Linked DNA regions of Homo sapiens: region 2 is linked to region 1. The links are chromatin contacts, found by Hi-C or POLR2A ChIA-PET in ENCODE. All regions are on one chromosome and are shown on one strand. Each heading gives the region's core, a stretch centred on a gene start or an enhancer-like site at or near the end of the contact. The rest is flanking DNA. Distances are from core to core; before and after follow the strand shown. Region 1 overlaps RCAN3 (RCAN family member 3). Region 2 overlaps MAN1C1 (mannosidase alpha class 1C member 1).

What was found. A loop is a pair of places that touch in the nucleus more often than their neighbours do. ChIA-PET counts read pairs that join two places held with the same protein, here RNA polymerase II (POLR2A). Pooled maps may share reads with other maps.
Region 2: a pooled map shows a loop between it and region 1 (12-fold over the local background). The contact joins two enhancer-like sites. A Hi-C loop is called at or near these places in 1 of 37 single-sample maps with no recorded cell type and 3 of 50 pooled maps. POLR2A ChIA-PET finds 5 or more read pairs at or near these places in 1 of 52 experiments (naive thymus-derived CD4-positive, alpha-beta T cell).

What each region holds. Positions count from the first base shown.
Region 1 is chr1:24,532,785-24,538,099 of GRCh38, reverse strand. RCAN3 (RCAN family member 3) reads right to left here. Exons shown (of 5, transcript NM_013441.4): 4 at 4,846-5,017; 5 at 1-3,007. The coding sequence ends at 2,823. Among named protein-coding and RNA genes, the nearest start is that of NCMAP-DT, 21 kb to the left of the region's middle. RefSeq lists enhancers at 1,552-1,641, 1,468-2,117, 2,118-2,769, 2,744-2,803, 3,420-4,071. Within about 2 kb of position 1,424, at least 14 of the 41 ENCODE cell types and tissues checked have a DNase peak (open chromatin) inside an H3K27ac peak, as active enhancers do.
Region 2 is chr1:25,674,391-25,679,444 of GRCh38, reverse strand. All of the region lies in intron 1 of MAN1C1 (mannosidase alpha class 1C member 1), which reads right to left. Among named protein-coding and RNA genes, the nearest start is that of MAN1C1, 60 kb to the right of the region's middle. RefSeq lists an enhancer at 3,002-3,051 and a silencer at 3,132-3,201. Within about 2 kb of position 2,769, at least 4 of the 41 ENCODE cell types and tissues checked have a DNase peak (open chromatin) inside an H3K27ac peak, as active enhancers do.

The DNA of each region.
Region 1 (5,315 bases), core at 175-2,674:
GCCAATGCAGCGTCGGTTCTGTGACTATCCTTGTTAAGTGTTACGGTTTTCTAATCCTTCACAAATGTTTTTTTCCCAACACAAAGCACCATTATCTTTCCTCACAATTTTCAACATAGTTTGATTCCCATGAAGAGGTTATGATTTCTAAAGAAAACATGGCTACTATACTATCAATCAGGGTTAAATCTTTTTTTTTTGAGACGGAGTTTCGCTCTTGTTGCCGAGGCTGGAGTGCGATGGCGTGATCTCGGCTCACCGCAACCTCCGTCTCCCGGTTCAGGAAATTCTCCTGCCTCAGCCTCCCAAGTAGCTGGGATTACAGGCATGTGCCACCATGCCAGGCTAATTTTGTATTTTTTAAGTAGAGACAGGATTTCACCATGTTGGTCAGGCTGGTCTTGAACTCCTGACCTCAGGTGGATCCACCCACCTTGGCCTCCCAAAGTGCTGGGATTATGGTGTGAGCCACCACACCTGGTCCTATCAGGGTTAAATCCAAGTAATAACTCAATTTCAAAAAAATTGCAGAAAAGCCTATTAAAAGAAAAAAAAAACCATGAGACTTATCTCTTGTAAATTTGTTACATGAACTAGATATTAAACAGCCAAAAAAGGACAGCGATGATAGTATCTGTTAAGATCCTGGTTCATTTCACAATATGAAAAAGTTGATGGGTACTTAGTAGCTTTTTTAAAAAAATTCATTTTATTATATTATACTAGAAAAATGAAAATATTAATACTTTCCATTCAGAAAAGCTTAAATGACTCGTCTCTAATTTTGGTTTAAAGTTTTCTTCAATTTATTCAAGGCTCTCAAAAAAAAAATAGAAAAGCACTGTAATTTGCACTGCTTGACTGTAAAATGTTTTATGTGTTAGGAATAGAATATTCTTTAATGGGCAGGCAGAGAATGAAAGCCAAGCCAAATAACAAAATCTCATGGGTTTTGATCACTTAGAAAATTACAGTGAATCAATATTACCTAAAAGGAAATTCAAAAAATTCCCAATTGTTGATAATACATGTCTCCTGGCATACAGGGTCCATCTTGCAGTAAAAAATGGGCACAATGCTGAGTTCAGAACTGCAGAGTAAATTTATTGGGTGGTTGTCGGTTAAAATGACAAATGATGATCTGAATTCAATACATTAAATTGCTGATAGAATTGCAAATTTCAACTGAATTTACATTGAGGCCTAGCAGTGGTAGTTGGCTACAACTGGAACAGTTTATCACCTCAGGGTATTTGAGGGCAAGGAAGATACAGAAAAAAAAAAAATTAGGGGTATGCAACACAGTTTAAGTGCTCAGAAATAAATTTTACCACAGTGAGAACGAAACCACAATGACATGTTACTAACACTGTGCAGACGTCATGGTTGAATGCCTGCGTTCTGTTCCTTCCTGGTGGCAGCCGCCTTGGTTCATTAGTTCTCATGTTTGCAGCTCCTTCACATGCCCCGGAGCTTCCCAAGTGTGCCACTCAAAGGAAACAGCACAGTGAGTGGAGGCCAGCAGACCCACCCGGCCCAAAACAGAGCCTTCTCAGTTATGAGACTTTTCTACAGAAGGGACTTCAAAGTCTAAACAGACCAGAGAGAGTTAAAAAGATCCTGCTGCTTCTTAGGGAAGTTCAAAGGTACATTCTGACACCTAAGTGGGAAACAATTCTGTTTTAGGAAAAGTGCCAACTGCAATCCGGGTACAAAATTTCAACAAAAAGAAAAGTAAAACTGAATGATCTCCCCCTCATTCCCTAATTCATAGAAAAATAGTAGGTGTGACTTTTGTTTCAAAGCAAGCTGAAAAATGGTTAAATGGACAATTTACAAATGGTCTTCAGAAAACCTTATCATTACCTTTTCTAGTTGAAAGTCCATGAATGACATACATAAACGTACACATCATAGCCAAAAAACTCAAGAACTAGTGGTTAACAAGATACTGGAAAAGGTGAAGGATAAAAACTGGTGAATGAAGGTAGCTGGGTGGTCTACAGGCTAGAACACGGTCACGAACGGCAGAATGCAGTAGCCACCTGCGATCCTAATCATTCAAGCTTACTGGTGATACGTCCCACTTCTAAAGTGGCCGTCCTTCCTGGGCAGCCATGTCTGGAGGGCGCCACATCAGGAATGAGGGCCTGTGCATTGCTTTGTCCCAAATTCCAGATAAGAGCAACATGTGGGTGGATCTGTGTCGTAAGACTCATCCTCAAAGTGGATTTGGCATTTCTTCCCCAAAGCTAATTGAACAAATACTTGAGAACCATGATTTCTATGAATTATTCTGTATTTCTGGTTTCTTTTCCTGCAAAAAATTTCATGTATACTGAGTAACAACCTTTGATCGATTTATTAATTAGAAGCTATTTATACCAGTAGAAAAATACCCACAAACAATTAAAATTATAAGACTATTTTTAAATTCATAAAAATGGTACTGTACTGGGTGTGACTACATTTCCAGTTTTTGGTGTCTCATGTGATACAGAATCAGGAGGACTTACATGGCTGGAGGGGAGGGGAGCTGTTTTCCTAATTTGTTACTATTTAAAAATGGTTAAGGGTGGCCACATCTTGGGGGCTTCTCCTTTAATGTAAAGTCCCTTTTGGAATATCACTTAAAATCTGGGACAGGTCAAATCAGCTGCTACTCTACACGACCGTGTCTGCAGTACAGGCGTGGTGAGAAGACCTATACCTCACTCGGCAGAGTCTCACCTATGCTGTTCGCAGCAACGCATCGGCCGCAGGCACAGAGCGCCATGGCCAGAGCCCACCAGGGCAGCCGCCTCGCACCACAACCAAGGGCCTCACAGCGCGCAATCAAAGGTCTGGGGCTCATTCAACGCTGCGGTCGGAGGGTCGGGGCGCCTCGTCTGGGCAATTTTCTGTTTGGGGTTTTTTGTCTCTTCTTCCTCTTCAGTTTCACTTTCACAGACATGAACCACCACGCTGGGTGTCGACTCTGTTCCCGCGTGAAGTTCATATTTCTCTCCTGCAGAGGCAAACAAAATAACCATGACAAAAGCATCACTTCCAGCAAAAAGAACTCTTTTGTCCCTTGCAACTTTTTGTTCTACTCCTATTTTAATGGGTGATTCTTGTTCTTTAAATCTTTAAATACTATGTTAGAGTATTTTATCTTGTTTTGGTGTTAAAGATTTGATACTTTAAGGCTTGTATAAAATGTTGTTTCAGTACTGAAGTCTTGGGAGTTAAAATGCAAATGCTAATTATTGTTTTATGAATAATATGAGTTAATCTGTTTAATTAATTAATTTATTTATTTGAGATGGAGTCTCGCTCTGTCGGCAGGCTGGAGTGCAGTGGCACGATCTCGGCTCACTCCAACTTCTGCCTCCCAGGTTCAAGCGATTCTCCTGCCTTAGCCTCCCGAGTAGTTGGGACTACAGGTGTGTGCCACCACGCCCAGCTAATTTTTGTATTTTCAGTCGAGATGGTTTTTTTTTTTCTTTTTTTTGAGATGGAGTCTTGCTCTGTCGCCCAGGCTGGAGTGCAGTGGTGCGACCTCGGCTCACTGCAAGCTCCGCCTCCCGGGTTCACGCCATTCTCCTGCCTCAGCCTCCCGAGTAGCTGGGACTACAGGCGCCCGCTATCACGCCCGGCTAATTTGTTTTTGTATTTTTAGTAGAGACGGGGTTTTATCATGTTGGCCAGGCTGGTCTCGATCTCCTGACCCCAGGTGATCTGCCTGTTTTGGCCTCCCAAAGTGCTGGGATTACAGGTGTGAGCCACCGCACCCAGCCAAGTGACTCTGACATCATAATGGTTTCAGTTTGGGAGATACTTGTAAGGATCCAGGCAGCATAGGCACTCCCTTGATTATAGGAACTTGGATATCTAAGACACAGCTCTAACGTCTAAAAACAGCACTGAATCACTTCTTCCTCAAAATGCCTCTTTTATTCCCCTACAAGAGACATAACTCTGTCTTGGGTGGACAACTGTCTGAACCAGCATCACATCGGTTTCTTATATGATTTTAAAAGGAAGAGAGGTAGAGAAAGTAAAGAGAAGGAAAAAGGAAATGAAAAAGAAATGACAAAAATATTGAAGGAGTGAGATGATATCACCACCAATTCCTTGTAATATATTCAAAGTAGTTGTTGTTTGTCTGATACTTGGTGGGGCTGGGGAGAGAAGGCACCTCATATTCACTAACTGCCTATCAAGTACTAGCAAAATCTGTAGTAGTAAAAATTAGTTACATTTACTGAGTATTATCTATACATCATTTAATACTTAATTTTTTATTTTTACTTTTTTGGAGACAGAGTCTTGCTTCATTGCCTAGGCTGGAGTACAGTGGTACGATCTCGGCTCACTGCATCCTCTGCCTCTTGGGTTCAAGCAATTCTCCTGCCTCAGCCTCCCAAGTAGCTGGGACTATAGGCGTACGCCACCATGCCTAGCTAATTTTTTATATTTTAGTAGAGACGGGGTTTCCCCATGTTGGCCAGGTTGGTCTCGAACTCCTGACCTCAAGCAATCCGCCCACCCTAGCCTCCCAAAGTGCTAGGATTACAGGCGTGGGCCACCACACCTGGCCCTCATTTAGTACTTATAACCACACTGAATGGTGCATATGATTCTCCCTGCTTTATAGATGGAAAAGCAGAAGCTCAGAAAATGGAGGCTAAGTAACTTGTTCAAGATCACAGAGCAAGCAGATGCCACAGCTGGAATCTGAACCCAGGTGTGTTTGACTTTATCCTCTGCTCTAATCATACTGCCACAATGCACACTGCTGAATACGATCTTCAATACAAAAGTTTCTTGGGGAAGAAAATAGGAAAAATAGAAGTTTATTACCTGGTCCCAATTTGGAAACAGCACAGAGTAAATCATAATTTATAACAGGCATCGCATCTTCGCTCTGCTTCCACCCCACCGGGGGAGAGGCTGGAGGGGAGATGAGGAACTGCTTGACAGGCTGGGGCGGCAGGAGATAGGACTTGTCCCGCACTTCGCCGGACATCTGCACCTGCAGGGAGCGAGACGCTCAAAGCCAGTTTGCAAACCGGGCTATGTTTTCTTCATTTTCACCTTTATGTTGACTGTTCCATCTTTTTGTAGAAAATTAAACATTTCTTTTTTTTTTTTTTTTTTTTTTTTTTTGAGACGGAGTCTCACTTTGTCGCCCAGGCTGGAGTGCAGTGGTCCAATCTCAGCTCACTGCAAACTCCACCTCCCGGGTTCACATTCTCCTGCCTCAGCCTCCCGAGTAGCTGGGACTACAGGTGCATGTCACCACGCCCGGCTAATTTTGTTTTCATATTTTT
Region 2 (5,054 bases), core at 1,520-4,019, 1.1 Mb before region 1:
CTCCCTGAAGTTCTTCTTAGCCCCCAGTTCCTCAATGGCCTGGATGGGTCTTCATGTCCGTCTCACCAAGCCTGTTCCCCACGCTGGTCAGAGAAGGAAGAAGTCTGGTGAACAAATTAGGAACTAGCTATTTTGGTTTCTCCTTTTATAATTATATTAGCATGCTCAAAGGAGGTGCCTGTTTTCTTCCTACTCCAAAAAAATTAAAAGGCTCCTTTGGTGGTTCTGAGAATTTTCTACAAGTCTCAGCTCAATTCAGGCTTCAGCCCTCATGCCCGCTTCTCCCACTTCTGGGTCACTCCCTTCTCTTGAACTCAGCTCTGTGCCCCTTCCTTCTCTCTTCTGCATAAATCCTTTCAGGTAATTTTAAAAACAAGGTTCACCTCTCTCTCTCTTGTCTCATCTCTCTCTCTCGTCTTGTTTCTCTCTCTCTCTCTCGTCTCCTCTCTCTCTCTTCTTGTCTCTGTCTCTCTACCTTTTAATGTATCAAAGGCACACAAGCTCGCTGAAGAAAAGCAGAAAAAGAGAAGGAAAACAACTGCCCATTATTTAACAACCACCATTCCCATTTTGGCGTCTTTCTCTGCAGGTACCTTTGTTTTTCCCTCTCATATTGTACCTTTGTTTCTTCCCATAATTATGACATATTCCAATTTTATTACAAAGGCTTTGTAAACATCACTTTTAATAGCTATATAATAGCTTAGAAAGTGGGTTCATCATCATTTACTTCACCTCCTTCCCATATAATTAGACATTTTGGTGATTTCTAGTTTGGGGCTATTGTAAATAATGCCATAGTGAACATCTCTGTGCACATAACATTTTGAATAATTTCCTTAGACCAGAGTTTCTAAGAAGTTGCTAAGAAAAAACTTTTAAAGTTATTAATATGTAACGCCCTTTTAAGAGATTACAGCCAGACAGCATGTTTTGCCCACCACTGTGCAAAACTTGGTGAACAGGAAACTGTTTAACGATTTTGAGACAATACGGTAAAGTAGTTCACTTGGGGAGATAAAACTAACAAAATGAACAATCATCACTTATATTTGTGCAGCTCTTTGCATATTTTATCTCATTTGATTTGGCCAGTTCAGTGGGCTGGACAAGACAGATATTTGTTCCATTTGGAAATAATTATGCAAGGGCTAAAGTAGGAGATGTAAAGTAGTAAATAGGTATTAAAAATTGTGTTTACAAATGTTTCATGATAGGCAAAAATGCTCAGTATATATTATTAGGTGGAAAGGCAGAACACAAAATTACATAGTATGAAATTCACTGGCCTATGTATGAGTGTTTACAAAAAAGACTGAAAGAAAATATACCAAATTCTTAACAGCGGTTATGTCTGATAGAAGTTTAGTGATTTCTATCTTTTTCTTCTTATTGACCTATATTTTCTGAATTTTCTACAGTGAATATCTAGAAAGGTTTTGTGATGTGAAAAATACAGGTTGTTAAAATGAAAAACAAAAAGAAGACATCGTATGGTGCTACCCTTAAGTCAAAAGCAAGTGCCTGGGTGGTCAGCCATGGGGTAGGTCGGACCAAGTTAGGTTTTGATTAAAAAAAAAAAAAAAAAAAAAAAAAAAGGAGGTCTTTACAGCAGGGAGTCAGAGAGAAGGTCACCCAGCAAGAGAAACAACATCAAACAGAAGCACAGATCCAGAACTCCAGAGTCAAAGAGAATTTTAAGACCAGAAACATCATCTATTCTCAAAGCCACATTTTATAAGAATATAGACTCAGAAAGGGAAGGGACTTGCCTCGGCCAGGACACAGACACTAATAGCACAGAGATAACCATGTCTCTAAGAAACATGGGCCAGGGCAGTGCAGTAGCTGACTGGGGAAAGGGCCAGAGCTACAGCAAGAGATACTCAGGACAGGTGCAAGAACATGACAGTCGGAACCAATCAACATGAGAACTATGCACCAAAAGAAACTGTACCCCTGTCCCCACTAGGTTCTAGAAACGCGCAACAGGCAGTCATTGTGTGTGTGTACGTGTGTGTGTGTGTGTGTGTCCCTGCTAGAGATAGAGGGTGGCTCTAGATGGTCTCTGGAAGCCCCTCCCTTCCTGTAGCCTGTGATTTATAGATTCAAAGAGCACCTAACAATAGACCACAAAGCCTTCCCTTCACTCAAGTCTTGCAAAGGTGGAAAACAAAGCTCCAATGATAGAGAGATACAGGCAGAGCCATCGGAGCTGAATCCCAAGAAATCTCTTCAGTTCTTCCTCAAACAAAAGATGTTCTTGTCTACCTGAACAAATCAAAATGACACGGAATTTTTTAGTGCAAAATATTTACTAGTGTGAGGCAGAACATTATTATTTGGTTTAAGATTTTCTTTCTACCTGTCTCAGAGCTCAAGAGTTCTCTCCTGCAGAAAAGAGACTAGAATCGATCACCCAGGCACAGATGCCCACTCAGCTGAGGACCCCAGAACAATGAGATCAAGAGAGAAAGGATGCATTAGAGGAGGGGAGGACACGTGGGTGCCAGCAGACCACTCCCAGAGTGGAAAACTCCAAAGTTTGTGTTGGACAGTTCTCTGGGGGTACAACTTGGAAGGAAGGGGGTGAGCATTGAATATTGAGACATTCTCCCCCACTTTAAAAAATCACACACATACACACAAGGCTGGCTCTGGCAGTGACCCAGAACCACAGTTGCTACATTCAAAGCTGCCAAGGAAGGAAATGGATTTTCCCAGTCATTAAAGACAAGTGCTCACACCATGACGTGCAGCCTTACTGGCGTCTCCCAGCAGTGACACCTGGCCCCATTTGCAGGGGCCAAGTGGGAAGGGATTTGGTCTCTAACGATCCTGGGATCTAATGACTATGTAGACAGAGAGCTTAGAACATTGGGTTGATTTTTTTCTCCTCTTCCACTTTCAGCACAGTCCAAGGGAAGAGCTGACAGCTTGGCACCTAAAAACTATCCACGTTGGATTTTCTGATCCAGTTCCATTTATTGGGGCAACACAACATGACCTGGTTGGTGACCCCAGTGAGGCTCCTGCAAATACACAGCCCAGGTCTATCGCTCAGAAGCTGGGCACGGGTGGGGTTTGGTTGCCCGGGGAGGTGAAGCGGGGGAGTAGAAGGGGAGATGCTGCCTCCAACCCTCTCAGTTTCGGGTTTACTCAAGCTATTGAAAGGCCAATGTGGGAAATGAGCATATGATACAACTCCCACCCACCTGAGGTCCAGACAGCTCACCCACATCCTGCCCATGGGGTTTCAGGTTTGAGCAGTCTCAGGAATCGCATCCTGTCTGCAGCTGTTTCTAAGGCATCAGGGTCGAGAGTGTGGGCCATACAGGCAGAGAAACTCTCGCTGCTCAAAGTGCTCCAGGGACCAGGAGTAGGGCCACCCAGGGGGCACGTCAGAAACAGAGTACCTCAGTTCCACTCTCCCACCTGCTGAATCTGTAGCAGCAGTTTAACAAGAGCCCCAGGTGATTCAAACGCACATTGAAGCTTGAGAGGCTGCTCTAGGGCTCTGCCACCTTACTGGCTGTGTGGCCTTGAGTGAGTGACTTAACCCCTGTAAGTCTCAGTTTCCTCATCTGTAAAAGGACAGAAATACTTAATCCTTAGAATAACCCTAAGAGTAAATAACAGATGTAAAGTGTTGAGCACAATGGCTCGTATATAATATGTGCTCAATAAAAAGCAGCCATGGCATGGATGTGGTGAAAAGTGAACACTTTTACACTGCTGGTGGGAATATAAGTTAGTACAACCACTATGGAAAACAGTATGGAGATTCCTTAAAGAACTAAAAGTAGAACTATCATTTGATCCAGCAATCCCACACTGGGTAACCACCTCCCCCCCCCCCCGCAAAATAAGTCATTATATGAAAAAGACACTTGCATACACATTTATAGCAGCACAATTTGCAATTGCAAAGATACGAAACCAACCCAAGTGCCCATCGACCAATGAGTGGATAAAGAAAATGTGGCATATATACACCATGGAATACTACTCAGCCATAGAAAGGAATGAAATAATGTCCTTTGCAGCAACTTAGAAGGAGCTGAAGGCTCTTATTCTAAGTGAAGTAACTCAGGATTGGAAAACTAAATATTGTATATTCTCACTTATAAGTGGAAGCTAAGCTATGAGGACACAAAGGCATAAGAATGATATAATGGACTTTGGGGACTCAGAGTTGGGGGAAAGACTGCAGGGGTTGAGGGATAAAAGTCTACATATTGGGTACAGTATAAACTGCTCAGGTGACAGGTGCACGAAAATCTCAGAAATCACCACTAAAGAACTTATCTATGTAACCAAAAACTACCTGTACCCCAAAAACTACTGAAATAAAATGAATCAATCAATCAATAAAAAGCAGCCACAGGATACTGCTATCCTATTAACGTATCCACTAAAAGAGAAGTATCTCTCCATCCACTTCTCTTTGTACCACCACCATGAGCACCACCCTAATCCAAACCACTCCCATCTCTCCATGGAACTCCTGCGACTGCCTCCTGACTGGCCTAGATGGGTCCTCCCTGGCTTCCTACACTGCTCTCCACATTGCAGCCAGGGTGGTTATTTGAAGTGCAAATTTATTCATATCGCTCTGCTTCATCCCAAACACACACTTAAATAAACTCCTTCTTGAGGCCCATCAGGCCCAGGAAGTCACCCACTCACGCCTTCAGTCAGCTTATCCTCCCCATCTCTGCCACAGCCACACTAGCTTTCTCTCTCTTTTCCTCAAGGAACCATGCCTCCCCCTGCCACAGGGCCTTTGCACACAATAGTCCCGCTCCTTGGACAACTCCTCCCTCCTCTTTTTGCCTGGTGAATTCCACTCATCTTTCAGTGCCCAGGCTTGGTTGCCACTTCCAAGAGAGGTCTTCCCTTCAGGTTGAATCACCCTATTATGGAGGATTATTAAAGTCAAAATTTTACATTAGTTGTGTGATTAATTAGTATCTATTTCCCTGCATGATTATGCAGGCTCCACGAGGCTCTGTTGGCTCCATTGCTCATTACTGCTCCCTAGCACCTAGGAG